Linked DNA regions of Homo sapiens: region 1 is linked to region 2. Evidence: chromatin contacts called from ENCODE Hi-C or POLR2A ChIA-PET data. All regions are on one chromosome and are shown on one strand. Each heading gives the region's core, a stretch centred on a gene start or an enhancer-like site at or near the end of the contact. The rest is flanking DNA. Distances are from core to core; before and after follow the strand shown.

What was found. Hi-C counts contacts between places; a loop is a spot of excess contacts on that map. ChIA-PET counts read pairs that join two places held with the same protein, here RNA polymerase II (POLR2A).
Region 1: a loop to region 2 is called in a map of OCI-LY7, with 6 times the contacts of the local background. The contact joins the promoter of BMP3 here to the promoter of CNOT6L in region 2. A Hi-C loop is called at or near these places in 1 of 168 maps with a recorded cell type or tissue (OCI-LY7). POLR2A ChIA-PET finds 5 or more read pairs at or near these places in 1 of 52 experiments (OCI-LY7).

Annotation. Positions count from the first base shown.
Region 1 is chr4:81,029,291-81,032,214 of GRCh38, forward strand. BMP3 (bone morphogenetic protein 3) reads left to right here and starts at 1,418. Exons shown (of 3, transcript NM_001201.5): 1 at 1,418-2,310. The coding sequence starts at 1,995.
Region 2 is chr4:77,817,944-77,820,643 of GRCh38, forward strand. CNOT6L (CCR4-NOT transcription complex subunit 6 like) reads right to left here and starts at 1,425. Exons shown (of 12, transcript NM_144571.3): 1 at 1,361-1,425. The coding sequence starts at 1,365. RefSeq lists silencers at 722-1,121, 1,202-1,271, 1,762-1,861, 1,902-2,061, 2,322-2,471.

The DNA of each region.
Region 1 (2,924 bases), core at 168-2,667, 3.2 Mb after region 2:
GGAAGAGGGATAAATGCAATAGACATTGACTGAAGATTTTACTGCATATGGTCAAGAACTGCACTAAACATTTACATGGATTGCACACTGAAACTTCAGTTTAAATGCTAATTTCACTATTAATAGTGTGGTTATCTGGCCTGAGGCCAGAAATCAGACTCCCTGAATTTGGATCTCAGTTCTGTCACTTACTATGTATCCTTTTGCCTCAGTTTCCTCATCTGTAAAATGGGTTTTGCTGTGAAAATTATTTGGTAATATACTTGAAATATAAATAACAAGGCATGTCTAGAGCATAAGTGTGGAGAAAAATGTTAGCTCACAGTTGTTTTTTGTTTGTTTGTTTGTTTTTTGTTTTGAGACAAAGTTTGCTCTGTCACCCAGTCTGGAGTGCAGTGGCACAATCTCGGCTCACTGCAACCTCCATCTCCTGGATTCAAGCCATTCTCTTGCCGCAGCCTTCCCAGTAGCTGGGATTACATGTGCGCACCACCACGCCCAGCTAATTTTTGTATTTTTAGTAGAGATGAGGTTTCACCATGTTGGCAAGGCTGGTCTCGAACTCCTGACTTCGTGATCCACCCGCTTTGGCCTTCCAAAGTGCTGGGATTACAGGCCTGAGCCACTGCGCCAGGCTGCTCATAGTTTAATCTCCATTGTACAGCCATGACAAGAGAGAATTAGGAAGACAAAGCTAGCGACTCTTACATTCTGTTCCGGACTCCGGGATCTTCCACACACCCTTGTTTTTAGCCACCACTGCACCATCCTGCTGGGAAACCTTTTGGGGACCTGTAGGAAGGAAACCTTTGGGGGAAGCTGTAGGTGGGGTTGTGGTGTGTTTGCTTGTTTTCTTATTTGTTTTTAACATGATATTGACTCGCACATATTTCTCACCTCGAGAGAAGATGATGCGGGAGAGAGGGGCGTTATGATGGGTATGCTCTCAGAAAGACAGGAAGCTATGATGACGGGCTGCAGGTGCAGGGGCCCGCAGTGTCCGTCAGAAGAGGCTCGGGAAAGTAAGCGAGAATGGTGTTCACGTTGTGACTTTGTTTGGAATCATAAGACCGAAAAGCCAGGAAGAAGTTCTGTTTTCCTCTGCCCTCTTGCTAGCCACCACACAGCCACTGTTCTTGGAGAATTAAAAAAAAAAACAAACAAAAACAAAACAAAACAAAACAAAAAAACCGTCCCTCCTACCATTTCTTTAGTCCTGAATCTCCTTTTCCCTTCCTCTCCCCAGCCATCCCCACCCCTACTTCCTCTTCTCTCCCTCCCGCTGCCAGTTCTCTGGTTACTCCCCCCCTCCCTTGCTTCTATCCCAGCCTGGTGCAAGCTAAGAGGGCGAGGACGAGGGAGTGGGAGAGATTGGCTGAGGACTCTACAGATCAGCTAGAGAGCGAAAGAACTAAGTCTCTCTCTCTCATACACACACACACACGCACACACGCGCGCGCGCGCGCGCACACACACACACACGTACACTAAAAAACTCGGACCAGCCGCGCCGCAGCTGCTCCAATCCCTGGAAAAGGCAATCGAGCGCCCTCCGGACCGCTGCGCACAGCCCCGGCTCCGACCTGGCGCCCAAAACAGAGCTAGTCCTAGTCCCTCGCGCGGCCAGTTTGGCCGGGTGTTCCCAAAAATAAAGCGAGGAGGGAAGGTACAGACAGATCTTGAAAACACCCGGGCCACACACGCCGCGACCTACAGCTCTTTCTCAGCGTTGGAGTGGAGACGGCGCCCGCAGCGCCCTGCGCGGGTGAGGTCCGCGCAGCTGCTGGGGAAGAGCCCACCTGTCAGGCTGCGCTGGGTCAGCGCAGCAAGTGGGGCTGGCCGCTATCTCGCTGCACCCGGCCGCGTCCCGGGCTCCGTGCGCCCTCGCCCCAGCTGGTTTGGAGTTCAACCCTCGGCTCCGCCGCCGGCTCCTTGCGCCTTCGGAGTGTCCCGCAGCGACGCCGGGAGCCGACGCGCCGCGCGGGTACCTAGCCATGGCTGGGGCGAGCAGGCTGCTCTTTCTGTGGCTGGGCTGCTTCTGCGTGAGCCTGGCGCAGGGAGAGAGACCGAAGCCACCTTTCCCGGAGCTCCGCAAAGCTGTGCCAGGTGACCGCACGGCAGGTGGTGGCCCGGACTCCGAGCTGCAGCCGCAAGACAAGGTCTCTGAACACATGCTGCGGCTCTATGACAGGTACAGCACGGTCCAGGCGGCCCGGACACCGGGCTCCCTGGAGGGAGGCTCGCAGCCCTGGCGCCCTCGGCTCCTGCGCGAAGGCAACACGGTTCGCAGCTTTCGGGCGGCAGCAGCAGGTGAGTGCGCGAGGTGAGACTCCCTTCCCGCGGTCCCGCCCCAGCTTTCTCCCGGGACCCCCCACAGCTTCCTTGTCTGCCCCTTGCTTGGTGGCGCTGCCTAGGGACCTTTCTCCGCCCTCCTCAGCTGCCCTCTGGATTCCTCCGTCCAGTCACACCCCGCGTGTCGCCAGCTGCATCTCCTGTAAGCCCAGTTTTCAAATCCAAAGTGAGAGGGGGAAATAGAATGAAGGCGCGGAGCAGTGGAGGGGTAGGCTGGAGGAGCTTCGTGGAAAAAGGGAAGGGGCGACACCCCATGCCTGTGAGGCCTCCTGCCCTGAGTGACTGGAGCACCTCTAGGGTACCTTATTCTGTTGATTCCTAAATCGGCCAGCGGAAATTCCTTTGGACTGGGCTTTAGCCATGTTTACTAAGAGGCAGATGCCATTTTATGCCAATGCCAGGACCCGAGAGAAATCATACTTGAATAAGACGCCTTCCCCTCTCCTTTTCTCCTTCCCCAGTCGCTTCTCCAGATATTGCACCCGCTCCTAATTCGCGCCCTTTGTGTTACTGTACTATATTTGACACTTTACTTGATAGTTCCTTAGTGGCAAAAAAAAAAAAAAAAAAAA
Region 2 (2,700 bases), core at 175-2,674:
AAATGCCATTTGTATTTGGTTCTGAAATGTACTGTAGACCTATTGGCAGCAGGTTTATCTTTACAACTGGGTTTTGCTTAGGCTATTCTCAAAATAGCTTTCCAGCAGCACATACTGAGTAGACAACAGAGGTTGCTTGATCTAGTTTTTGGAGACTGAGGAAAACATGTTTGTTGAGCCTATCTTGATTGACAAGATAACTAGAGGCAATACGGTAAAATGTAACACTGTGCTTCCAATGTGTACAAACGGCTCAGCTAAACTCCCTGAACACAATCCACCTAAACAGTCTAAGCTCAATAGCCGACCGAGTTAAGCAGGATGACAGCTCCAGTAACTTCCTCTTCCTCACCCAGCTCCTCAGCTCGGCGGCGCGTACACGCCTCTCCCCCTAGGAGGCAGGATAAAACAATTTCAAATGCACAAAATCCATCCAATCCCACAGGCCAGGAAAGCCAGTTTCCCTTTCTTCCTCAGCCCTTCCAAGAAAATGTTTGTCTAATTAAAAAAAAAAAAATCTTACCAACGGCAAAGTATTTGCAACAAAAATCCAAAATATTTACTCAGTCCCTCCACACAGCCTTAGGGGAAGGATGAAAAGAAGGGAACACGACACCGCGTATTCCCAAGACTGACTGTTCTGATTCACTTTCCTCCCTCGGGTCCCACAGCCGGCCGGGCGAAGGCTTGCAGTTGGAACGCCAAAATAAGCCTTCGCCTCTCAGGAGACGCGGAGGCGGCCACGGCGACGGCAATCGGCGAGTCCCGCCTCCGACCCTCACCTGCCCAGGCCCGAGGCAGCGCCGTGGGCTCGCGCGGGCTCGCCGTCCCGGGAGGCGTCCGGGGAGGTGGGCGGGCGCCCAGGCAGTTAGGCCGCGCTGCAGGCCGGCGCGCTTCCTGCCGCGGCCGGGGAACGGCGGCCCCGGGATCAGCGGCGCGGCACCGACCAGCAGCTCTCCCAGCCCCGCTGCCGCGCGTGTGCCGCACTCACTCAGCCCTCCCCGGCCGGCCCCCTAGGAGCAGCTCTCACCTGCGAGGCTCGGGAGCCGCAGCCACAAAGCGGGAGGGACACGCCACTCTGGGGTCCCGGCCCCGGGCCACCCCCGACACACACACACACACACACACACACCCCGGAACCTTCGCCCGCCTCTGAAGAGACGCGGGTCAGCCCCGCCGCCCCCTCCAGTCACCCGACACACACCCACTCGCCGTGGGTCCTCGGGCCGCCTCCCCGCCCGCCAAAGTCCCAACTCGCACACCCACACGCACATTTGTCCCTCTCCCACCTCATTTCCCCGGGGACGCGCTCCTCTTCCCAACACTCTCGGTCCTACTCGGAGGCAAAAGAACACTCTACCTCATTCTCTTCCTCTGGCCCAGAAGCAACAGCAGCCATTTCCCCGCGGCAGGGGAAACACACACACAAACACGCGCGCGCGCGCGCACCAGGCCCCCACAGATGCTTCCCCTCCAGAGCCGCGGCCGCAGACGCAGACGCAAACACAAACACCCACGGCGGGCCTCGCTCCCGCCCGCCCCGAGGGGAAGCCGCGGCGGCACACAGGGCCCGTAACCGGGGCTCGCGGGCGGGCGCGCAGGGAACCCGGGCCCGGGGTCTCGGGGGGCCCGCGCCCCCTCCTCACCTGCATTCAGCGCGCCGGGGTCCGGGCGGCGGCGGCGGCGGCGGCGACGGGGCGGCTGGTGCTGGTGCTGCGGCGGCGGGGGAGGCGGCGGCGGCGGTGGCGGCGGGGCTGAGGGCAGCAAAGACATGCAGGCAGCCCGCCGGAGGGGAGAGGCACCGGCCGGAGGGGATGCGGGGCGGGCGGGCCGGGCCGGGCCGCCTGACGAACGGCAGAGGCGGCGGCGCGGAAGGCGGCTGAAGGGAGCGAGGAGACAGACCGGGGGTCGGGAAGGGGGACGAGGGCCGCGCCGCCGGGCTTCGAGGACAGTGACCCCAGGCGCGCAAGAGAGGCCCCGCGGCCGCGGCCGCCGGCGCGAAGGCCCCAGCCGAAGGAAGCTGCGCCCCCGCAGGGCCGGAGCCGCGGCTACTGCTCCGAGAGCCACGCAGAGCCTGGCCTTGGCCTTGGCCTCCTGGTGCTGGGGCTGCCGCCGCTGCGGGGGTTGCCGCTGCGCCGGGTGCTGCTGGGGCCGAGGTTGAACAGAGACGCCAGCTTTCGGTGCCTTCGCTCCCGCTCACACACGTTCACACCCCCGAGGGCCGGGGGAGAGGCGTCCGGGCGATATCGGTATTGAGATTAATAACAAGGTGCAGAGAGTGCGAGAACGAGGAGGGTTGATTGACGTGGAGGGGCTGGCGGGAGTCAGTCACTCCCCGGCGCGGAGGGTTGGGGTGAGGGGAAGGAGGCGGGGCGGTGACGGGGCGGAGCTCCTACGCAGCGCCTTGGCCCCGCCCCCCGTGCGCCGCGTTTTGTCGCGGTGAGCGCGCGGAGGCCCGGGCTTCTTAATGGTTTTCTGTTTTGCTCTGGCTGTTTTCTCACTCTTTTTTCCTGGCCTGAGCGAGGAGCGGGGCTGAGAAGAGTGGTAGAGTTTCAGAAACCCACATCCACAGAGCCTTGGCGAAGAGACGGGAAACCGCCTCACCCCGGGTTCTTGTGTGGGCGCTGTTTACTGCACCCTCCTCGCCCGAGGCGACCTGACAGCGAAGCAGAGCGTAGGTCTAGGTGGCTGAGACGCCAG